Linked DNA regions of Homo sapiens: regions 2 and 3 are each linked to region 1. Evidence: read pairs that join two places in POLR2A ChIA-PET (ENCODE). Cell type or tissue: OCI-LY7. All regions are shown on one strand. Each heading gives the region's core, and the rest is flanking DNA. Links, peaks and the distances in the headings are about the cores only.

Region 1 (7,986 bases), core at 1,570-6,569:
AGGTGGCTGCGCAGTCCAGGGCTGGCTCCCAGGTGCTCGGGCGCAGGGTGCACCCAGCAGCCCGTACTGTGCTTTGCAAATAAATGGGAGTCTTATTTCCTTTTTAAATCATTATTTTTTTTTTCAAGTGAGAACATTTAAATCAGGCAGTTTTGTCAGAAGCATTAGGTTTTCCACTTAAACTACAAAGGTTGAAAAGTGAACTGCATTGCATTGTGGCTTCATGGCCTGCTCAGGGTCCCTCTGTGCACTGTTCCAAGGCAGGGTGTGATTCATAATCTCTTCCAAAAGCATCAGTGTGCCTTCTCTTACGGTATGACTCTCTCAAAGCCCAGACATGCAGCTGATGCCTCCTTTTAGTGCCTGAGAAGGGAGAGTATTTAAGGATCCTGCCAGCTTGAGCTCTATGCAGCCTCCACTCTCTTTAGAAGTGTGACGTTTGGTAATTAGGTGGAGCCCTCAAATTAGACTGCACGTGGGGTTTTGCTTTCGGCAGTGAGTGAAGATGCTTGCAGCCCTGGTGTACACACACACACACATGTCCTACCTGGCTGTTGTACCCTCTCTCTTCCTAGCCCTGCGCTTCTCCCGTGTTATTATCCATGTTGTACAGAAGGGGAGGAGACAAATGTGTAACTGGCAGGAAATGCGTTTGAAATGGAAACTTAATATAATCGCTGCCAGCTGTTCAGAAAAAAATGAGAGCGAGCGATACTTTGTTAAACACCTAGCCTGTCCCATTTTCGCAGAGATTGATTTCATAATAAGCTTGGTTCAGTGGTTTTATTTCCCAGTCCTTGGGAGCTCAAAGTTTTCATCCACTGGGGCTTGGCTGGTGTTTGCCTGTCTTGTTTGTGGTTGGTGCCAGTTGATGTAAATGCCTCACTGCCTGGCCTCGCCCGCCCGATGGGGGCTCTGGGCTCCGAGCCATGTGGACTTTTAACATCCCAAAGGGCACTCTCCTTCCCTTCACCAATGTTGTCTGTCCTCTCCCCAGGTCTGGGATGAGCATGGTTTCCAGCCTCCCAGCTGTAAGGCCTGACACCCAGGCCATTGGTGAATGTCTCTCTCTCCCTGCCCACATCCTGTCAGATGCCGGTTGCTGTTAATTCTAGACTTTGAAGCCTCACGGCTGGTCTCTCCTTTTCCTCTGGCCTGGGCAGCCCACAGCTGTTGGGGTGATCCCCTGCTTCTGGGATCCAGAGCCACAGTCTTAGAGTGGCCTGTAAGTCCTGGCATGGTGCCTGGCACACTGTGGGTGCCCAGCAGGTGTTTGTCCAATGAATGTGCGGAAGGGCTTCTGAGCTTGCTCACCGTTGCCGCTCCCTGCTCCAGCCGCACAGAGTCCCAGCACCTGTTCCCCTGCCCCTCTGCTATCCACAGTGCCTCCCTCAGCTCCTGACCACTGCAAAGCCTCTTCCCCACTTCCCTGTGCCTGAAAACCTTCTTTCCCCAGCTCCCCAACCCACGTTTTGCCTGGCTAATCCATTTGTTAAACCTCAACTCAGCTTATATCTCCTGTCCTCAGGGGGCCCTTCCTGGATGCTCCCCCGCCCCCTACATTCAATCTGCCGGTTGCTGCTTTTTTAGTGTTCTGCACTCTTCTACCAGGACCCCGTGGCAGGCCAGGACCGTTTCTCCGGTGCTATCCCAGAGCATGGCGCATCCACTCATTCACTCAAGGTATCAAGCTCCACTGTGTTCTGGGGACTGGGCCAGGCGCAAGCCCAGGCATGGAATCATCACACAGAATTGTACGTTTGCAGTGTGATGGGAGCCACGGGGGAGAGGCCACATGGGCAACAGCACAGAGCTGGGGGTGTCGGGTGAGGATCCTGGGAGGAAGTGGCTGGGGCCCCCTCTCCCTCCCTCATCCTGTAGGATGCAGGCCCCTTTCAGGCCCACCCGGGGGAAACAGAGCCTCCTAGTCAAGGCTGGATGTGCAGTGGAGCCCTGTCTGGACAGGCTACCCCTCCTGACGAGGTGGGAGGTGTTGGCGTGGGCAGAGGAGCCAATCTTGAATTCTCTCCCCCGCTCCACCTCAAGCTGCCATGTGGAATTGCAGGAGACCCTGGAGGGAGCAGAAAACCAGGCTCGGCCGAAGCCACCTCCACACCACGGTTTCCTGGGTTCCCCAAAACCAGGCTTGGCCGAAGCCACCTCCACACCACAGCTTCCCGGGTTCGCTGTGTCTGCTTCTGTTCTTATTCCTGATTAGCTGTGCCCCCACCCGGCCAGGTCAGGGCACAGTGAGACTCCCCATGGTGGCAGGCGTGTGAAGTCTGTGCAGGCTTGTACGTGGCTGGCCCCCCACCTGAACTGTACGCCCCTGGAAGGCAGGGTCCGTGTTTTGTTCACGGAGGCTGGTGATACCCAGAGGACATTGGCTGGCTGGCTGGCTGGCCGGGGGCGAGACGCACACAGAGAACTTGAGGATTGTGGATTGGAGGAAACTTTGCATTCTTGCCCATACCACAAATTTCTGACTTAAAACACTGCTGTGCCCCAGTTCAGTATTTGCCTTTGACAAACACTGTAGGGCCAGTGAGAAAGTTGAAGAGATTTTTCAACTGACTAGCAGTCGGTAGACCCGTTAACTGAGGCCACCCCGGCCAGAGCACATTGCATTCCTGCCAACAGATGGTGGCCTGTATGATGACAGGGCCTCTCTTGCATATGGCCTTTTATAATTAAAAGAAAGAAGTAATAGGTAGAAAGAGAGAGAGAGAGGGAGAAGGCAGGGGAAAAAAAGCTTGCAGCATGCTTTTAAAATGTCATCGCACCACTGCACTCCAGCCTGGGTGACAGAGTGAAACTTTGTCAAAAAAAAAAAAAAAGTTCTCTTTGAATTGACCTAAACTAATGTTTTCTTAATAGCCCACCCTCTCCTATCCTCTCGGTCCACCCGACTTAGCTGGGCAAAAATAACCCTGTGGTAGGACAGCCGTCTGCTGTTGGAAAGTATCGCAGCTCCTCCCGTGTCTGCCCCGTGCACATGTGCCAAGGTCCTGCCTTGAATGAAGGACACAGCGGAGAAGGATGTAGGCTCTGAGCCTGCTAGGGTGCCTGAGAGACTCACAGGACTACCCCTGGGGCAGTTGGAAGATGCCCAGAAACTTCAGGGAGCCACCAGCATGGGGCAGAGGGTCTCTTCTGGAGTTGGTGGCATCAGAATCAGGTGTAGAGTACATAGGAACTGTTGGCGCCGTGCAGAGATGGGGAAGGAGGTGCCGGTGGAAGGGCCCAATGCCTGCGCCCCTGGGGCCCTCACTGGAGGCTGAGCATCCACTGGACTCTTGTAGCCCGCTTTGTAGACTGATCAGTAGTCTGTGACATGACGATGTTTGAGTAGAGTAGACCATTTTCTGCTTCATATATCCTACAACGTGCTGGGATCAGGAGGCAGTGGTGGGTCCATGGCATCTGACCCAGCCCGACGCCCTTGTGGTCTCCAGGCGGTCATGACCCATGGCCTGACCCGGCTTGGTCAGCCCGGCCTGGCCGTGTCTTCCCAGGTTCACACCCAGCCCTGGCCCCTCTCTGCCCCCTTGCCAGGAAATTTGAGTCCTCCTTAACGTTTCTCAATATTGTGGTTTTGTTTTGTTCTTTCTCATTCATTTGTCTTTTAATTTTTGGCTTCCGTTTTTTATGGGCACCTAATTGTGTGTGTTCTAAAAATTGAATTGTGCTTCTGTTCTTATTGATGGCAGCTAACCATCACTGTGTAAGTAGGCAGGATGTGGAGGTCTACCTAGGAGAACTCGCTTGCCTCTGCTTTTCACCGACGCAGGCCCGGTGGAGATGCTCCAGCGGAAGCCAGGACTTGTCTCCTGGTGGAGTCCACCGGTTTCATTCATCAAAAGTTTGTTGGGCTCTCTGCACACACGTTGTAAAGAGCACTGCAGGCAGTGCACAGGCAGGGCTGTGGGAGCTGTGGGCGTGGCTCCCGCCAGGGTGGAGCTGCACCCTCCATGGGGAGTCATGGTGCATGTGCACAGCTGCAGAGAGAGGCTGCAGGGCAGGAGAACCTCGGGAACCCCGTAGTCTCCGCTTGCCCTGACTGTATGAAGAACATGCTCCATTTGGGTATCAGTGAAACTGCACACCAGGGGGGAACATTCAAATCGTGAACTCCAACATCATCCAGCAGAAAAGCTCCGAGCGATGGGCCACTTTGTGCCTTGCTGCCAGCCCTCCGCTGGGATCACGCTGCAGTGTCCTTTGAAGAAAAGGCCTGGGATTTGCAGAGCCTGGAGAAGGCTAAATTTCCAACTAGATGAAAAAAAAAATTGCCATTTTATGAGAACCTTTGGGCAGTCTGGAAGAAAAACACCAAGATGAAAAGCCCTATTTTGAGAGCTCCCTTGCCTTCAAGCAGGGGCCGCTGGCAGTGGAAACCGGCTGGGGATCGGGCTGATGGCAGAGTGAGGTTCAGGCTGGGAGCGGGCATGTGGACAGGTCCCTCCCTGCAGATCCACGTCTGCCTCCCACTCGCAGATGCCCCTGTGCCCAGCGCACCGTAGGCTCACTTGGTCAAACATCAGGGGCATGGCAGGGCCAACAGATAAATGGATTTTCCCGCAAACGTACTAGTCATTGATGGGCAGCTGTTTTTCCCTCTGTGGCCGTGTAGCCATGCTCAGGCCATGTGCAGGATGAGGAATTCCTGAAGAACTGTCTGCACCCAGGGCAGAGATTACGGGGTTCTGAGGTTCCCCCGCCCCGCGGCCTCTCTTGGCGGCTGTGCGTGTTCAGTTGCCTTCATTGAAACCCAAGCATCCGTCCTCGGCTGCCACCGACACAGGTCAAGGCCACCCAGGAGGAGACACTGTGGGGCCCTGCCCAGTTCTCACGGGTATCGCATTTTGGCAGGACGTGGACCCAGGCAGGACTGGGAACGATGACCCTCAAGTCCAGGTCGGTTCCCATGTGTGGCCTTCAGGAACTAAAATCATCAGCTTTCAAATCAAACAGGTTTCATCTGAGCTACTGAGACGTCACGGGCTGTCAGTAAAGGCCATGAGGGCCCCCTAGGGGCAGCAAAGGCCGTGGGAAGATGCAGGAAAGAGTGAGTGGGAAGGCAGGGGTGTGGCGGGAAGGCAGGGGTGCGGCCGGAGGGCGGGGTGGGGCTTGCAGGCTCTCCCGCCTAGTGTCTCAGCCACTTGAAAGTGAGCTGTGAATAGGCATCACTCCACTTTTAGGGATGCAGGACAGTAGAGACTGTGTGTTGGTGGCATGTTTCAGAAATGAGACTTCTCCACGTCGGTGGGGAGGGGTCTGCCCTGCTCATGGGCCCTGGGAGCGGAATGGCCGACGGCCGGTCTCTGCTCACCCAGGCTCGCTCCGCCCCACGGAGGATTCCCCAGTTTCCTCGAAGGGCACTTGCCTACCGAGGTCCCTGCGGCTGTGACTTCCCTGTCATGCTGCTTCCTAAGAATCCAGAACAGATTCAGGTCAGTGCGTTTCGAGGCAGCTAAGTACAACGGCAGCGTCTGTCCTTAAACTTGAGTGCAGAGCCAGGGTCACCGCCGCCCGCTCGCAGCAGCTGACTGGTGTGAACTGATGGGGTGGACATAACCTGGCTTCTCAGGTGGGGCTTTGCAGGGCTGGCTTGCTCCAGGCTCCCTCCAGGCCACCTTGTGCAATGGTTTCACCTCGTCTTATTCTAGTGCAGGTTCGCCCCCTGCCTGGCTCCATCCTTCTTTTCAAAGTCTGGGCACAGAATGGAGGCCAGCCCACGTGGTTATCTGGTCTCCACACGTGTCTCTGGGTTTGTGGGGGTGTTGGCTTGCAGACCAGGAGCAGCTAACAAGGTCTGTACCTTGTTTCGAATTTTGGACTGAACTGTCTGGAATTCTTGGACGTTCTCAAGCTAACTCAGTTGCATGAATTTAGAGGCAAAAGGGTGGGGATAATTTTTCCCTTGGATTTGTCAGTTCCAAGATGTATAACTTTAGTATTCCAGAAAATAGATTTATACCAGATCGGGAATTTCTCTATTTCTCTCTCTCTCTCTTTGCTCTCTCTCTGTCTCTCCTCTCTCTCTCTCTTTCTCTCTGTCTCTCTGTCTCTCTCTCTCTCTCTCTCTCTCTCTCTCTCTCTCTCTCTCACACACACACACACACACACACACACACACACACACACTCAGTAAGAGTTCAGGCCAGTTACAAAGGTCAAGGACACAGTCCATGCAAGGCCTCACCCTGGTACGAATCACAAGTTCAGGTGCCCAAGGCCACCCTCAGTTTGATGATTCTAGAAGGACTCCCAGAACTCCTTGAAAGCTATTACACTCACAGTTGTGGTTTCTGTATTAGTCCATTCTTGAATTGCTGTGAAGAAATACCTGAGACTGGGTAATTTATGAAGAAAAGAGGTGTAATTGGCTCCTGGGTCCACAGGCTGTACAGGGGCATGGTGGCACCTGCTCGGCTGCTGGGGAGGCCTCAGGAAGCCTCCAGTCCTGGCAGAAGCCAGAGGGGAGCCAGCCTGTCTGGGTGGGAACAACATCTACATAAATCAGTTCCTTACCGGGAAAGGATACAGATTAAGATTGGCCAAAGGAGGGGAGGCAGGGGGCCGAGTCCAGGAAAAGTGCCCCAAGCGGAGCTCTTGCTGTCCCTTTCCTGTGGGACTGGGACTTGTGACTCTCCTGCGTCAACGTGGTAGCACGAGCGAGGGCCAGCCTCAAGCCACAGTGTCCAGGTTCTCACTGGGGCTCCATTCCATGGGCATGGCTGATTGAGTGACCACCCAAATGGTCAGTCCCCGTCCTGCGGCCGATTGCCACCGTGTGGTCCCCATCTCCCACCCTCCATGACACCGTTGGTCTTTCTGGCATGGCCAGCCCCACCCTGAGACCATCATGGTGGCTCTCCTCCACCCTAAGTCACATCACTGGACTCTCCTGTGTAACCCAAGGCCCTGGGCAAACAGTGACTCCTATCAGGCAGGACATCGTGGAGGTCACCTCCCAGTGGCTGAGGACAAAGGTCAGGCCTCTTTGGGGCAGGATTCAATTCTTACCGCAGACCTTCCTCCTCCCACACACAAGTGAGCTACGGAGAAAAGGGAATAGAATATCTCTCTGGTGGGTCTGGAATGCCCGTTTTCGGAGGCTGGTTGGAACTTTCTTATCTCCTTTTATTTCTGATTTCTGTTGAAATTCCCCGGAACTAATGCCTATTGTATGAACCTGATTACAAAGAGAGAGATTTTACAGAGCATTTTTCCTCTCAGGAAAAAGGAGGCACCCTGCTTTTTTCTCAGTGAGAGAGAAATGTTCTTTGAATAATTTTTTAATTTACTAAAAAATTTTTGATCCTACTGCTAAGGGGATGCAACCTTCCTGCAGAGAGGCGTGCAGATAAAGTTGTCTTAATATTTGCATTTCTGCAGAGCATGGGCTGCTGCAGCCCGGGGGGTGTGTACCGTGGTGATTTGTAAAGTGACTTCTACCCTGTCACAGGGGTGAGGAAAATGGGTCCCCAGGCTGTGAAGGCCTCGTCCCTCCCCACGGCCATGGGAACCGGACTGAGGTTCCTTACTTGGCTGGACACAGTTTGACCCAGACTCTTCTCCAAACCAGAGGCCAGCCTTCCCACTTAGTAAAAAATTCGTTATCCTTCCCCTAGATGTTATTAATTTCTTCCTGGGGTTTTAAAGAAGTCAGTGCATTTTATGGCCAGTGGAGTGTTGATGGTTCAGTGCACATAGCACCTGCGTCTGTGAGTGGAGTGTTGATGGTTCGGTGCACATAGCACCTGCGTCTGCGGTGATCAGCACCCTCGGGGCAGAGCGTTGCATCCAAACGGGCATTTTCGGCGTGATGTTCCCAGTGGGGCTTTTCCTAGCAATGGCTTTTTAAACTCTGCTGCGAGGACGCCCAGCATCAGCGACATCCAACTCCCTGGAACGGCAGGGCTGCCACTGAACTTGTGTGGTCCAGGCCTGGAGTGTCCAGTTCTCTCTCAAGCTGGGCAC
Region 2 (7,986 bases), core at 1,879-6,878, 400 kb after region 1:
TAATGTTCAGGTGTTGCCATGGCAACAGTAAACTGACATGGCACACTGGTGGGCATGGCTTATGGAAAGTGGCTTCCAACTCGTTTTTGTTTTAGCTAGTCCTCAATCTGGTCTGGTGCTTGAGCCCTGCCTATGAAGTTGAGTCCTGCCTCCCACCTCAAGACCACCCAGGCGTGCAGGGGTGTGGAAACCTGCAAGGGGGTTTCCAGGCCTCACAGTGGGGATGCTAGGGAGAAGGTGCCAAGCCATGGGCTTGGGTCTTCCTGCCCTGCCAGGCAGAATGGATGCTGAAGCAGCTGATGGGCTTCATGCATGTATTAGTCTGTTTTCATTCTGCTGATAAAGTTATACCTGAGACTGGTAATTTATAAAGAAAAAGAGGTTTAATGGACTCACACTTCCACATGGCTGGGGAGGCCTCACAATCATGGTGGAAGGTGAAAGGCACATCTTACATGGCAGCAGACAAGAGAGAATAAGAACCAAGACCACCACCCTTATAAAACCATGAGATCTTGTGAGACTTACTCACTGCCATGAGAACAGCATGGGGGAAACCGCCCCTATGGTTCAATTATCTTCCATCAGATCCCTCCAACAAGACGTGGGAATTATGGGAGCTACAATTCAAGATGAGATTTGGGTGGGGACACAGCCAAACAATATCAGTACAAGTGCAGCAGACGCGGTTCTCAACAAAGTGCCTGGTCTCAAGTGACCCTCGAGGTGCACCGGAGAGCAGGCAGCATCCACAGGATGGGAGTGGAGGAGCCGAGGTCCAGGCAGGCCTGCAGAGGGGAGGTGACGAAGCTGGGACTCACATCTAGGCTGTGTGCCTCCCAAGCCTGCAAGCCTTGTTTGGGTGCCATATTGACTGGCAGTGGAGGTGACATCCTCACCACAGAAGAGGCGTGGAAGAGCCATAGGGCCTTGGGAATGGCAGTCTGCCTGGTGGTGGGGCATTTGTCTGGGCACTGGAAAATAGGTGGCCCTTTGCATGCATGGTTAGCAGGGACCTGAGAGGGCTGGCAGGAGTGCCAGGCATATTTTATCAGCTCTTTTGAGCTGCCTGTGAAGTGCGATTGACAACTGTGCCACCTCAAAGGGTAGGAGGGTCAGATAAGTGAGACAGGCAAGAGCTTCAGTACAATTCCTGGCATGTGATGTGAGCTCAGGAACACACAACAGTTCCTACTGTCACTATTATTGTCAGAATTTGGCTATTTGGAGATTGGTGCAGATAATTAAGCACATATAAAATGCTCAGCACAGAAATAAAAGCTCTTTGTTTCTGACAGCTCAGAACTGCCTGGTGTGGACTGGGCTGATGTGGGTTCTTTGCAGAACTGGCTGGCCTCAGAGCAGGGACACTAGTGAGAAGTGTCTGGTTCAGGTGTGGACAGCCCAGAGAGGCTTCTCAGTCCCTTCCACCAACATGGGGGATTCCAAGCCCCTTCTGTGTCTGCCCTTCTGAAGTCTCTGCCCTCTTTTTAGAAGCAACACTGTCCTCTGACTTGAACCTGGTGTTTTTTTCTTCTTGGCCCCAGTGAGCTATGCCAGGTGGCCACAAATGCAGAGCCTTGGGTGTCCCTCTCATTCCTAAGGAGAGGCCTTTTCCCTGTAGTCTCTGCATGTGCTGGGCACCCTGCCAGAACCAACATCTCTTTCATCTTCCCCTTCCAGCTCCCTCAGTGACCAAAATGGACTTTTCTGCAGAATGTGGAGACTCAAGGCTTGCCCAGTGCTGGAGCAGAGGAGAGGCTTCCCTGGATACCTCTGCAGGTGTCATGAGGGCTGCTGTCCTGTCCTCACAGCCGAGATGAAAGACCTCCAGTGATGCCAGCACACGCCCAGGGGATTGAGGAGGTGACATGGGTGAAGAACACTCATTGGGGTAAAAGAGAAAAACATGTACAAATTGCCCTTAATGGAAGCCAAACGCTCACTTGGTGCTTGGAACCACATGTAAAAGTGACCCATCAAAATTCAGGTGTCGAGGAGGTGGCTGCAGAGATGCAGGCTGGTGTTTTTCCTGCAGGGATGGCCACGATTTGGATATTTCAAAGAAAAGAGAGGGGGAGTCCATTGAGCCCAGAGCCCTCTCTGCTGTCACTGAAGCTGTCATCTCCTGGTCCCCAGGCTGGCGGCTGCCCTATTTCTTTCCCCCGCCACCAGTGTGACTAAGCATGTTCAAGCTGAACTCCTCCCTAGACAGCGGCATGTGTGGCCATCTCAACGTCTCAATTGCCTGTAAAGAGAGATGTGTCTCTCCCGCTTCAAACCACAGTGGCGTCTTTGGGGTGTGAATGATGGATCAAAGTCGCCTTTCTTCTGCACCCCTCTCCCTTTCAACGGAGGCAGCGTGCTTACATGGCGAGCGTTGTTTTTTAGCCCCTCAGGTGTGCTTGGAGGAGGCACTGGCTGGGCTTCCCTGCAGGAACATCAAGTCTTTTGGTGACTCACCTGAGCTTGACAAATAGCCCTGTCTGCCCCGATGACAGGGGCCCGGGTGCTGGGGAAAGAGCAGCAGGAGTGACTGACAACAGATAGGTTTTCCTTTTCTGAGTCAGAGTCTGCTTGTGGGGAGTGGATGCCAGAGAACATGGAAGCCAATTAAAGGCCATTGAAAAATTGGGTTGCAAGAAAGCCCCCTAAAGACAGGACCTGTTACAGCTGGCAGGTATTCTGGGATGTGGGGATGGAAAGAACACTTTTCTGCAGTAGCCCATGTTGGGGCTGTGTGGCCGTGGCCATGGAGGGCAGACGCAGCCTCTCCACGAGGCCACCCACACTCCAGTGACGGTCACACCAGAAGGTGGGCTCAGCTGGAAGGGACTGGGGAGAATGTGTTGGGCAGTTTATTCCTCACTTTTTGGAAAAGGAACTAGGGATGTCACGGTTGCTCTGGGTGTCCAGGATGGGGTGCATGGAGTGGGAGCCGGGCGGGAGCAGTGGCTTCTTTTGAGCGTTACGGTGTCACCAGCCCTGCCCTCTCCCTTCCCATAGGACCCCTGTCTCGGCTCCCTCTCCTCTGACAGGTTCCTAGCTCGGCCCTCCAAGACCATCCTAGGTGACCAGAGATGGCTTCTTGTTCCTGTAGACCTTCAAAACCAGCCCTGGCGGGCAGGGCAAAGGGCAGGGTACAGTCACAGCCTGGGTGGAGTTCAAGTAGAGAGTTTTCCTGGAACCAGAGAGACTCCTGGGGGAGACTCCCAGCAGAGCTGGTGGCCACTGCCAGGCTATGCTCTCGGACATGGCCCCTGGCCACCTGTGGCAATGTAAATTTAAATTCTCATAAAAAAGGATGAGTTCATGTCCTTTGTAGGGACATGGATGAAGCTGGAAACCATCATTCTCAGCAAACTATCGCAAGGACAAAAAACCAAACACCGCATGTTCTCACTCATAGGTGGGAATTGAACAATGAGAACACATGGGCACAGGAAGGGGAACATCACACACTGGGGCCTGTTGTGGGGTGGGTGGGGGCAGGGAGAGCATTAGGAGATATACCTAATGTTAAATGACGAGTTAACGGGTGCAGCACACCAACATGGCACATGTATGCATGTGTAACTAACCTGCACGCTGGGCACATGTACCCTAAAACTTAAAGTATAATTAAAAAAAAAAGAAAAAAAAAAAGAAAAAAAATTCTCATGAATGCAGTTACATAAAAAATTAAATTCCTCAGACACAGGAGTCACATTTCAAATACTCAGTAGCCACGTTGTGAGCACTCATCCACTCAGAAAATTCCATTAGACACTGCTGCTGTCTCTAATCTTACTCCTTTCCTGCTTACAACTTCCTGGTCAGCACCTGGCCAGGGCTACCGTCCTTTCTCAACCAAGCTGAGACCCAGAGGTTTCTCAAGGACTGGTGATGACACTGTCTGCCTGTCACTGAGTGTCCCCGGGGGGCTGCATGACAGAGCAGACTGCATGAGGGACAGACAGCAAGAGTGGCTCTTTGGGTGTCTGGGGGTGGGGCCATGACCTCTCAATGGATTTGGGGTAGGAGGGGTCCAAGGAGCCAGGGTCCTACGTCCCACTGGGACCCACCCAGAGGAAGGAGATATTGGAGGTGTCTTGCTGGTTCAGGATGCTTGCTGGCTGGGGCTCAGGGTGAGGCATGGAGCCAGTCCACCGTCTCGCTGGGACAGGTGGCCCGTCCCAACAAGAACAACAAACGTGTGGTCTGTGTTCCCTCAACCGTGTCCCTGCTGCACCTGGGCCAGCCACTGGCTCCCTTTTGAAACTCCTTCCTCCCCAGGGGCCTCCAGTGTCCCAGCAGTCCCTCTAGGAACCCTCCTCCAGTTCAGCTGTAGGACAGGGTGGGAAGCTGCCTGTTCTGGGGGGCTCAACTAGTGGTCCGCCTGAGAGTGAGTGGGACAGTCCAGCACGCTGCTTATTGTCAAATGCCATCAACAGGGCAACAGAGGAACTCTACTACAGCCATTCAATCCAAGGACACTTGCTGGGGACGGTGTGCACCCCAGGCATGGGCGTGGTGTGCTAGAGCTCCCAGTCTGGAGGGGGAGCGAAGCTCACACAGCCCTGTGGAAGCTGTAACACCCAATATTCACCTGACCCATTGTTCTGTAGGCCAGCACATCTCCTCCAAGCACCTGGTGCTGCGCGGGGGCTGTGTTTCTGCACCTTGGCCGCGCAGAACATAGCCTTTTCTGTGTTGAGAATCCCTGACCTGTGCTTCACCTCTGGAGCTACTGAGGCTTTTCCTGTTTGCATCTCAAGGCCTTGGGCAGGCACAGGTGGCACCTTTGGGAGGTGACAGCAATGGTGGCCAGGAGCGGGGCAGGGAGCAGGGGTGGTATTAGTGGGAGAACGGGCTGGGCTTGGGCTCACATCCTTACTCCACTTCATCTCTGAGTCTGTTGCCTCACCTTTAAAATGGGCAATCATAGTGATATTGCTGGCTGCTGTGGGATTCACACAAAGAAACAGAAAGCAGCCCAGCACCTGGAAGGAATGTGGAGGCTGACAGCTTGGTATCCGCATGTCTGCCTTGGGTTTTGGTTCTGCCACTGTGCACAGCTCGGGGGATCTCAGGGGAGTCACCGAGTCTCTCTGGGTCCAGGAAAACCCCTTGCTCCAAGGGCTTATGATAACACTACCTGGGGGTAATGCACACAGGCATGTTGCATCGTGCCAGGAAAAGTTGAGATGCTTAAGAAGGGGTAGATAGCTTCTGTGCTAGAATGATTCCTTCCTGTGTTCTGTTGTTATTTGCATACCGTTCTTCAGTTTGTTTCTAAGTTATTTTTTATTTTTTTGAGACAGAGTCTCTCTGTTGCCCAGGCTGGAGTGCAGTAGCACGATCTGAGCTCGCTGCAACCTCCGCCTCCTTGGCTCAAGCGATTCTCCTGCCTCAGCCTCCTAAGTAGCTGGGATTGCAGGTGCCTGCCACTACACCTGACTCACTTTTTCTATTTTTAGTAGGGATAGGGTTTCACTGTATTGGCCAGGTTGGTCTCAAACTCCTGGCCTCAAGTGATCTGCCCACCTCGGCCTCCCGAAGTGCTGGGATTACAGGCCATACCCAGCCTGTCTGTAAGTTATTTTAAACAGTGCTTTATGGGGGCATAGTCTCAATACTGTAAAATGCACAGTTTCAAATGAAACGTTAGTTGAATTTTGACAACGGAAACTTACCCAGATTGAGTGAACATTTTTATCATGCCAGAAAGACCCTGCCCTTGGCAGCCGTCTCCCCTCCCGACCTCCTCTGCAGGCAGCCATTGATCTGGCTTTCATCACCTTAGATTTGTCCCGCTTGTTCTTGAACTTCATAGAAATGGAATTGCACCGTCTGTAGTCTGTCTTGTCTGGCTTCCTTCATTCCACTCATGTTTTCAAGACTCATCCAAGTAGCTGCATGCATCAGCCATTTGTTCTTTCTTTTTCTCCTGCTTTCCTCCCCTTCTTTCTGAGTAGAATTTCATTGAACGGATATACTACAGTTTGTTGATCAATTCTGTTGTTGATGGGCGTTGGGGTTGTTCCTAGTTTTTGGCTACTACAAATAAAGTTGCTATGAACGTACATTCTTGGACAAGTATTTGGTGGGCCTATTTATCATTGTTATAGACCTAGAAGAATTGCTGGATCTTAGGGTAAATGTATGTTCAGCCATATAAGAAACTGTCAAAAAGCTTTCCAAAGTGGTGTAACCATCCCCACACATGCACCAGTAACGGGTAAGTATTCCAGCCTACCCACACCGTCGCCAGCTCTGTGGTTTTCGGGATTTGTAATTTTTGCCATTGTGGTGGTGTGTAGTGGTGTGTAGTGGTTCTTTACTGTGGTTTTAATTTGCATTTCTCTAACGGTCAGGGATGTTGAGCAACTTTTCCTGTGGTTGTTATGCATTCTGTTATTTTGTGTACTTGAAATAAGGTAGACTCAATCTTCCGACTTTATTCTTTTTTTCAATCATATCTTGACCACTTATTCTTGTTAAGTCTCTTACAGATTTAGAGGGAAGTTATCTCTTTATTATTGATTTGTGATAGACTTTTACATATATATCCAGGGTGTAGGCTTTTTGTCTGACATATATATTACAAATAACGGCTTTCACTCCATGGCTGATTTTGGTGCTGTCCTTTGATGAACAAAAGGCCTAAATTTATAAGAAATTGGTTTTTTTCCTTTAATGGGTAGAGCATTTGTGTCTTAAGGGATTAATTTGTGCCCCAAGACCTTAAAGATCCTCTTCTATGTTTTCTACTAGAGATTTATAGTCTTAACTTTCACATTTAAGCTTATGACCTATATTGAATTAATTTTTGTATATGGTATAAGGTAGGAGTGAATGATTATTTTTTCTCATGTAGATGTGCAGTTACTTACATATAACTTATCGAAAAGACGTTCCTTTGCCCATGGAATTGTTTTGGTGCCTTTTAAAAAACTAGTTCACACACACACACACACACACACATACATGCACAAATGCACACACACTTTTGGAGTCACTGCTCTGTTCCGTTGATCTATTTGTTTAATTCTTTTACTCATACTACACTATCTTAATTACTATAACTTTATAGTAAATCTTGAATTATGGTAGATTAAATCCTCTGACTTTATTTTATTTTTTTCAATAAGACCCTATTTATTCTTAGCCTTTTAAAATTTTCATTTAAATTAACTTGTCAATTCCTAACAAAAATTCTGCTGGAATTTTGATGAAAATCACAGTGAATCTGTAAGTCAACTTGTGGAGAATTGACTGCTTAGTAGTATAAACTCCTCCCATCCATGGTCTCTCTCCATATATTTAGGCCTTTAAAAATTTCTCTTAACACCATTTTGTGGTTTTAAACATACCAGTTTTATACACTTTTAAACTTATCATAACCGTGTTTATGGTTACACTTTTCCACAGGCTGTACAGGTGGCATGGCTGGGGAAAACTCAGGAAACTTACAATCATGGAGGAAGGTGAAGGGGAAGAAAGTACATCTTCATGTGGCCACAGGAGAGATAGAGGGAAAGTGCTACACATTTTACAACAATCAGATCTTCTGAGAACTCACTATCACAAGAACAGCAAGGGGGAAGTCCACCCCCATGATTCAGTCACCTCCCACCAACACTGGAATTACAATTCACCATGAGATTTGAGTGGGGACACAGAGCCAAACCATATCATTCTGCTCCTGGCTCTTCCTAATGTCATGTCCTTCTCACATTTTAAAATGCAATCATCCCTTCCCAACAGTCCCCCACAGTCTTAGCGCATTTCCACATTAACTCAAAATTCCAAGTCCAGTGTCTTATCTCAGACAAGGCAAATCCCTTCCTCTTATGAGTCTGTACAATAAAAAACAAGTTAGTTACTTCTGAGATACAATGGGGGTACAGGCATTGGGAAAATGCTCCCATTGCAAAAGGGAAAAATTAGCCAAAATAAAGGGGCTACAGGCCCTATGCAAGCCTGAAATCCAGCAGGGCAGTC
Region 3 (7,986 bases), core at 1,572-6,571, 160 kb after region 1:
GATTCATTCACTCATTCGCTCACTTATTCACTCACACACACTCGCTCAGTCACTCACACACTTGCTCAGTCACTCGTTCACTCACAGTCATTCACTCACTCACTCATTCACTCACACTCCCACACTTGCTCAGTCACTCACACACACATTCGCTCACTCATTCACTCACACACTTGCTCAGTCACTCGTTCACTCACACTCAGTCACTCATTCACTCACACTCATTCACTCACACACATTCACTCACACACTCGCTCACTCACTCATACACTCATTCACACACACTTGCTCAGTCACTCATTCACACTCAGTCACTCAGTCACTCATTCACACACATTTACTCACACACTCACACTCATTCAGTCACACACACTCACTCACTCATTCATTCACTCATACACTCATTCACTCACACTTGCTCACTCACACTCATTCACTCATACACTCACATACTCGCTCAGTCACTCATTCACACGCTCATCCACTCACTCATTCACTCACACACACTCATTCATCACACGCTCACACTTGCTCACTCATTCACTCATACTCATTCACTCACAGTCACTCATTTACTCACTCGCACACTCATTCACTCACTTATTCACTCACTCACTTGCTCATTCACTCACACACTCATTCACTCACACTTGCTCATTCACTCACTCACACTCAGTCACTCACACACTCACACTCATTCACTTGCTCAGTCACTCATTCACATACACTTGCTCATCACTCACACAGTCACTGTTTCATTCACTCACTCACTTATTCACTCACACACACTGTCACACACTTGCTCAGTCACTCGTTCACTCACACAGTCACTCATTCACTCACTCACTCATTCACTCACACTCCCACACTTGCTCAGTCACTCACTCACACACTCATACTCACATTTGCTCACTCATTCACTCACACACTTGCTCAGTCACTCGTTCACTCACACTCACAGTCACTCACTCATTCACTCACTCATTTATTCACTCACACTCATTCACTCACTCACACACATTCACTCACACACTTGCTCACTCATTCACTCACACTGTCATGCATTCACTCACAGTCACTCATTCACTCACAGTCACTCACTCACACACATTCACTCACACACTTGCTCAGTCACTCATTCACTCACACTCACTTATTCACTCACTCACACTCAGTCACTCATTCACTCACTCATACACTCAGTCACTCACTCACACACTCCCTCATTCACTCACTCTCACACACTCGCTCAGTCACTCACTCACACACTCACACTCAGACTCATTCAGTCACTCACTTATTCACTCACTTGGTCACTCACACACTCACTTACATATTCATTCACTCACTGTCAGTCACTCACACACTCATTCATTCACTCACACACTCAGTCACTCTCACTCACACAGTCACTCATTCACTCAGTCACTCATTCACTCACACTCAGTCACTCACATATTCATTCACTCACTCACACTCACTCATTCACTCACTTGCTCACTCAGTCACTCATATACTCACTCACTCATTCAATTGTTCATTCGTTTGTTCACCAGACTCCTGCTGGTGGCCAGGAGCAGAGGGGCATGGAGGGGTGCACTGTCCAGGTAATATCAAGCTGGCATGGGTGGGGGTGCTGGGAGCCTGGGGAAGGGACTAAGGGACGGTCACTTGGGGACACGTCTTTCTGAGGTGAAAATGGCCCTGAGGAGCCCGAGGGACCCAGAGCCTAGTGTTCAGCGCCTCCCCTTGTGTGAGTTTGTGTGACAACAGGTGGTGGGGGCAGGTCTGGGGTCCTCATGGTGGCAAGGACCCAGGGATTCAGGGAGGGAACTCATTTTGCCCTGGATGATACCTACGCATAAGTCACAGGAGCCTGGGGCACTGCCCGCCCAGCCCGTGGCATCCCATTACCCCATCCCAGCACAGGGGCTACCAGGCCAGGAAACACTAGAATCCCATAGATAGCAAGAAAAATGTAGGAAGACCCCAAGCAAGCTTCCTGGTCATGAGAATGTTCAGTTGCAAGCTGTGTTATGGGCACAGGGAGAGGAAGGAGGCAAATGCCCTTTCTGAACCCTGAAAGAAACCGAGGGTCTGGAACAGGGCTGGAAGCCCAGAGTGGGCCTGGATGTGCTGCCTCCCACCTTGAACATCGAGCGTCTGCCACTGCTTCCGGCTGAGGACTTGGCTAGGTCATCAGGACCGCAGGGTCTCTCTGGAAGGGGAGAGGCTGAGACAAGGCACTTCTTGGCTGGGCCGAGGAGGATGCTTGCCCTTCACTTGCTGAAAAGGGGAACCCTCTGTTTACACTCTTGTGTGTATTCCAAGCTCGGTGTGCCCTTCCCATGTGCCAGGGGCTGAGAACGTTACAACCTCATTATAGAAAAGAATGTTCCCAGATTCCATTCATCTTACGAAAAGCGTCCCTGTTCTTGACATGCCGTGTAAGGACGCGCTTTTAAATGAAAACGAGGCTTTCAGCAAAAAACCAATCTGTTTAAAACAACCTGTGGAGTTATGAGAGATGTGCTTTTGACTAATGAGCGCAAACTTTATGCAAGCAGAGTGCTCAATTATGGATGAGCTAATTACATGGGCACGTCGTGTTTGGATTGCGGAGATGTCTCTACCTCTCTTCCTCAGACGAGGCTCCGGTCCGCTAGTGGTGATGATTAGTGAAACCTTGGTCTCATGTTATGTTGCTAGGCATAAATAATCACTTAATTTTGTGACTCAATCTCCATCAATCACATGGGTGTGCCTTAGGGGTTTTCTATCAGTGCAGGATGCAGGAACCCAGGAAGGATCCCTCGGCCTCTGCAACACCTGGTTGTGATGGGGCTCAGCCTGGAAGTGTGGTCTCTGGGTGTAGTGAGAGCTCCTCTTGGGAGCAGGCTGTGCTGGCAGAAGCTCCCTCCTTCCTGTCTGCAGGGTGGCTCTCCGTGAGCTCTGCAGGGTGGCTCTCCGTGAGCTCTGCAGAGGCACCCTGTGGACACCAGCTGAGAAGAGCAGGCCAGCAGATGCATTTTTAGGATCGAGAAGGTTGAGTTCTTAGAGTCCTTGAGCTTTTGTGCAGAGGCAGGCCTTCCTCAGACCCTGTCTCTTGAAGGTGATAAAAGCCCAGAGTGTTGTTTTTTAAAAAATTTTATTTCAGGGCTTGGTCATTGAGTTGCACTTCCAGGAGTATCTTTTCTTTCCTTTATTCCCCAGAAAAAGCAAAACTAATTGTCTTCCTTTCTTTGCTTACAAGGTAACAATAGCAACTAATTATGCAGTGTGTTGATGATGTCTGGGCATTGTGCTGTTTTACATATATAGTCTACTTTAATCCTTAGTACATTCATGTTGGTTGATGAGCAAATGAGCAAATTCAGGCAGAGAGGAGCTAAATTATTTGTTCGGTCTTCCAAAGCTACCGAGTATCCGAGCCCACAGTGGGATCTGACTGTTGAACTTCAAAGCTCACACTTATAACCACTTCATTGTGCCACCTGTAGAGCAGCTGAGCACCTACTGGCTGACCACGTGCAAAAATAAGGTCCTCCTTTTCCCCTCAAGCAACCTGTACGCTGGGGAAGAGGCTTCATGAATCCCAGCCACTGTAACACAACCTGGGTTGAAACGGTAATTAAATCTTCAAGGTGTTACCTGTAGCTTGATTCTACAAGTTAAAAAATATTAGCAGATTGTGTTTGCACTTTTGTAATTTGTAAATATTATTCACTGCATAGCCACATAGTGAACTATGATTTCTTTTTTCTTGTATGTATTTTTCCCTCAGAAAATTCTAGTTTCCTTTTTTTTTCTTGCATGGTCTATCATTAGCTTACCCTTAAATTCCTGTAGCCTCTCTGTAACAGTAACAAGTCTCTGAAATTTCATTAAAAAAAAAAAACAAAAAAACAGGCAACTCCCTCTGGGAATTCTTTTGCAAGCTCCAAATGAAGCAACTGCATCCCAGGATGGCTCGTCCATTAACATCTTGGGATAGCCTTCATCTCTCCCCTGAATTGGATCCTCCAATTTCTTACTTCTTTTTTTATGGTGGGTGGGGAGGAACTACATCCTTAAGTAATTTTTCTTTTTTATTAATACATGTCTAATTTTTAATAGTTTAGATTTACAGAAAAGTTATGAAGACAGTATGGTGTCAACTTGAAACGATCAAAAGGATCAGAATCCAGTTTTAAAGAGTCTATTTAAGCAAAAAGCTGGGAATAGCCATCCTGGAGACACAGACTCTGGAGAAATGGGGTCAGTGTTCTGAAATTAAAAGTGAAGGTATTGCTTTATAGGTAGAAGGCAAAGAAATTTAACAGGACTACAATATTTCCTATGCAAATCTGGTTTATGAGCTACAATAATTTAATTAGTTACAGTTTGTTCTCTTTTAACAGTTTGTTTTCTTGTTTTCTTTATATCTGATTTTCATTAACTTTCCAATTTAAAAGAGTGTATTTAACATTTCTTCTTAAGACAATGTGGTAGCCATGAATTCTGTGTGTGAGAAAGGTAAGAGAAGCTAATCTGTTATGAAGATCAGCAGTGAGAAAAGGAAGCCTTTAGTTATTTGCAACATTTTGCAAAACAATGTAGAGAGGAAGAAGTCTAATGTAGAATCAGAGAGAGGAAGGTTACAGCTGCCTCAGTTACAGCTGCCTGTCACATGACTCGGGCCCCATAATTACATTCCTTTGAGGCTCAAAATAATTTTGAATTCCAACAGCTTAGATTTTGAATTACTTATTTTCACAATAGGGAGTTCATATCTACGCTCTACCCAGTTCCTTTTATTAGTAACATTAATATGGTACATTTGTCACACTTGATAAACCAACATCAGTAGGTCATTTTCCCCCAGATTTCCTTAGTTTTTACCTAATGCCCCAGGATCGATTTCTATTCCAGGATCCCTTCCAGAATCCTGCATTACATTTAGTCATCACGTCTCCTTGGGCTCCTCTTGGCTGTGACAGTTTCTCAGACTTTTCTGGATTTTGATGACCTTGATAGTTGTTTGGCATACTGGCCAGATATTTTGTAGAATTTCCGTCAATGAGGGTTTGTCTGATGTTTTTCTCATGATTAGACTGGCGCTATGTAGTTTTGGAAGGAAGACTGCAGGGGTGAAGTGCCCTTCTCATTGCATTGCATCCAGGATGCCTATTCTCAACATGCCTCATTACTACTGAAGTTGACCTTGATCACCCGGCAGAGGAATGTGTGCCAGGTGTCACCACTGGGAAGGAAGGGGCTCTGTGGTGCCAATAGTCTGGCATTATTCATTCATTTATTCATGATTTCATCTATATAGTTGTCTATATTCTGCTTTCAGTTGACTTTTCTGGAAATTGCTCCATTTGGCAGCGTTCACTGGGCCAGGGACAGCCTGCAGGCAGCATGACATTAATTTGACTTTTTCTGGCTCTTTGGTGACCTTTGAATTACCAAGACTGGTTAATTCAGTCTTATCTTCTTTGATTGACATTTGATTCCTTCTCTACCATTTCTTCTGGTTGCCATTAAACAAATATTGGACTCTCAGCATGACTCATGTTAGGATGCAGTTGTATCAAGGCAGCAGCTCTGCATAGGAAGTGTTGCTCTTGCATATTGCAGGGTATTAAGTGATTTTATTCCACCTGGCATTAATCTCACACTGAACGCTGATGTTCCAACCATCTGGCCGCCATGAGGACAATCAGCTGAGCCAGCAAACACCGTCATTGCAGGGAGGCCAGGAACAGTGGCAGGGCCTGTCCCCAGCTGCTGCTGAGCCACTTCCAGGGCTCTCCTCAGAAGCCCCTCCCTTGGGCCCTCCACCTGGGCATTGCGGCGAGGCCCCTTTGCTTCCAGCGTGTGCTTTCCAGGCTGGACAAATGAACCTGTTCCCTGCAAAGACCCTGGGGGCTGGGTGGCCCTTGGGAGAGGGAGACCATATGGGGAAGCCAGTGTGTTTCCAGAAATATGATCTTGTTGGAATTTTCCCTACTTTAGAACACAGATGGGTTTCTTCTTGGTGCTGATCTAATTGATACTATTAGTAGCTAATGCTGCCTGAGCCCTTGAGGCGCCTGGCACTTCCCACGGCTAGCTCACCGTATCCTCCTCACAGTCTTATAGGGTAGGAACTACTTCTTGGCCCCATTTCTAGGGGAGAGACTGAGGCTCAGAGAGGAGGGAGCAGCTGCTGTCTGGGGAGTCTGTGTGAGTGAAGAACTGCTGCTCCACTCCAGGAGAGCCAGGAAGCACCTGCTCTGTGGTAGCTCTGGCATCCTCTATCCTGGCTATCTGTGGGGCTGTGCTGGCCCTTGCCTTTGAGAAACATGGGATCTGGGATTTAGGTGGGACTGGCATGTCCTCTTGGTGTGTTTCCAAGAGTGCATTTGGTTGGAGGTGGGCATCTATTTTTGTGGTAAGATGCAGCCAGGTGAGCAGGAAGGCAGGATCGGGCCATGGGGCTGCCTGAGATTGGCACGAGGCTCCCTTCAGAGCAGGTCATTTCCAGTGAGCCTGACTCTCTGTCGTGGAAAACAGCTGCTCTGGAGAAACGTGACAATGTCAGTGCATTCACCTTGTGGGGCTTCCACGTGATTTAAACAGTCCCGCTGACTCCAATTAGTCAACGAAAGCCCCACCTCTCCATTGAAGGAGAGAGAAATCCTAATGGATTTGTTCTCAAAGTGAGTAATATTGTTGAACATAGGGAAGTGTCAAAGTAATAAACACTTGAATAAATGTTGTGCTCTAGCCCGTCACTTCTGAAGCTGAAAACTAATTAGGACCCTCGGGGCAGCAGAGGCATGCAGTGTGGTGATTTCCCGCCAAGCCTGGGTCCAGATTCACCCAGTGTTGTGCTGACCTAGGCAAGGGCGGCAGACCACAGCCAGTGATGGCCCCACAAAGTGGAAGGAACTAGGAGGAGCAGAAGAAACTTCTCCGAGATTTATGAAACCCAGAGCACGGCAGGACAGAGCAGGGTCCCTGCCACCGTTCCTGGTGAGAGAGCAGGTCTCCCTGCCCTGCTCTGGAAGGAACAATCCCACAGTTCCTGAGGCTCAAACCATGGGATGGCTTTTCAGTGTCTCACTCCAGATTCTTGTGTCAGCTGCTTCATAGGTCACTCTCAGGACAGGGGAGATGGTGGGAAGACGAGGAGAAAGGGGAAAAAGAAGGAGAGTGGGAGCGAGAGGAGGAGCAGGAAGAGAAGCAGAAGATAAAGATAAGATGAAGAGGTGAAAGGAGGGAAGAAAGAAAAGGAAGGAGAAGGAGGAGAAAGAAAAGGGTAGAAAGGGGCAGGTTCAGGAGAAGGAGGAGGACGAAATAGTAGGAGGGGACAGATAGGGAGAAACAGGGAGGGAGAGAGAGGGGGGCTCTGTTACACACTGCTACCTTGTAGACTCACAGGCTTGGAGCAGCGTGACTTTCAGATGCTGAGTTACAAGACTTAGAAAGACTTCCTGGCTTTTGAGAGTGGCCTGATTTGCAGCTCTGATTTTTTTTTTTTTTTTTTTTTTTTGAGATGGAGTCTCGCTCTGTCGCTCAGCCTGGAGTGCAGTGGCGCAATGATCTCAGCTCACTGAAAGCTCCGCCTTCTGGGTTCACCCATTCTCCTACCTCAGCCTCCCGAGTAGCTGGGACTGCAGGCACCCACCACTGTGCCTGGCTAATTTTTTTGTATTTTTAGTAGAGACGGGGTTTCACTGTGTTAGCCAGGATGGTCTCGATCTCCTGACCTCGCGATCCGCCCGCCTCCGCCTCCCAAAGTGCTGGGATTACAGGCGTGAGCCACCGTGCCTGGCCCTGCAGCTCTGATTTTATGGTCACCCCTCACTGAAACCAGTGGGGGAAGGCAGGTCCTGCCAGTCCTCCTGTGAGCCCTGAGGGAAGGGGGATTCCCTTTCTCCGGCTGTGGCAGGTCCTTGGAATACTCTGACCCCTCTCACTCTTCTCAGCCCCACCCAGCACCTCTGTCTTCACCCG

What was found. ChIA-PET counts read pairs that join two places held together with the same protein. Peaks named below come from ENCODE experiments on the same cell type or tissue, not always from the same donor. Only the 100,000 strongest peaks of a DNase experiment are listed, where the experiment ranks them.
Region 2: POLR2A ChIA-PET joins it to region 1 with 6 read pairs; 1 of 35 experiments calls an interaction of 5 or more read pairs at or near these places.
Region 3: POLR2A ChIA-PET joins it to region 1 with 5 read pairs; 1 of 35 experiments calls an interaction of 5 or more read pairs at or near these places.

The regions. Positions count from the first base shown.
Region 1 is chr1:3,902,354-3,910,339 of GRCh38, forward strand. It overlaps LINC01134 (long intergenic non-protein coding RNA 1134), which reads left to right. Exons shown (of 4, transcript NR_024455.1): 2 at 1,612-1,683. Among named protein-coding and RNA genes, the nearest start is that of LINC01134, 5.9 kb to the left of the region's middle. RefSeq lists a silencer at 5,089-5,148. In OCI-LY7, for the core only: CTCF peaks have their summits at 2,264 (motif pointing left), 5,029 (motif pointing left) and 5,230; DNase peaks (open chromatin) are centred at 1,678, 2,648, 3,908, 5,038 and 4 weaker places; H3K4me3 peaks cover 4,547 bases; H3K27ac peaks cover 5,000 bases.
Region 2 is chr1:4,305,920-4,313,905 of GRCh38, forward strand. No RefSeq gene overlaps it. Among named protein-coding and RNA genes, the nearest start is that of LINC01777, 100 kb to the right of the region's middle. RefSeq lists a silencer at 4,192-4,251. In OCI-LY7, for the core only: no CTCF peak of the experiment used is centred there; DNase peaks (open chromatin) are centred at 4,192, 4,632, 5,052 and 6,302; H3K4me3 peaks cover 2,480 bases; H3K27ac peaks cover 3,244 bases.
Region 3 is chr1:4,066,088-4,074,073 of GRCh38, forward strand. No RefSeq gene overlaps it. Among named protein-coding and RNA genes, the nearest start is that of LINC02780, 94 kb to the left of the region's middle. In OCI-LY7, for the core only: no CTCF peak of the experiment used is centred there; a DNase peak (open chromatin) is centred at 4,634; H3K4me3 peaks cover 547 bases.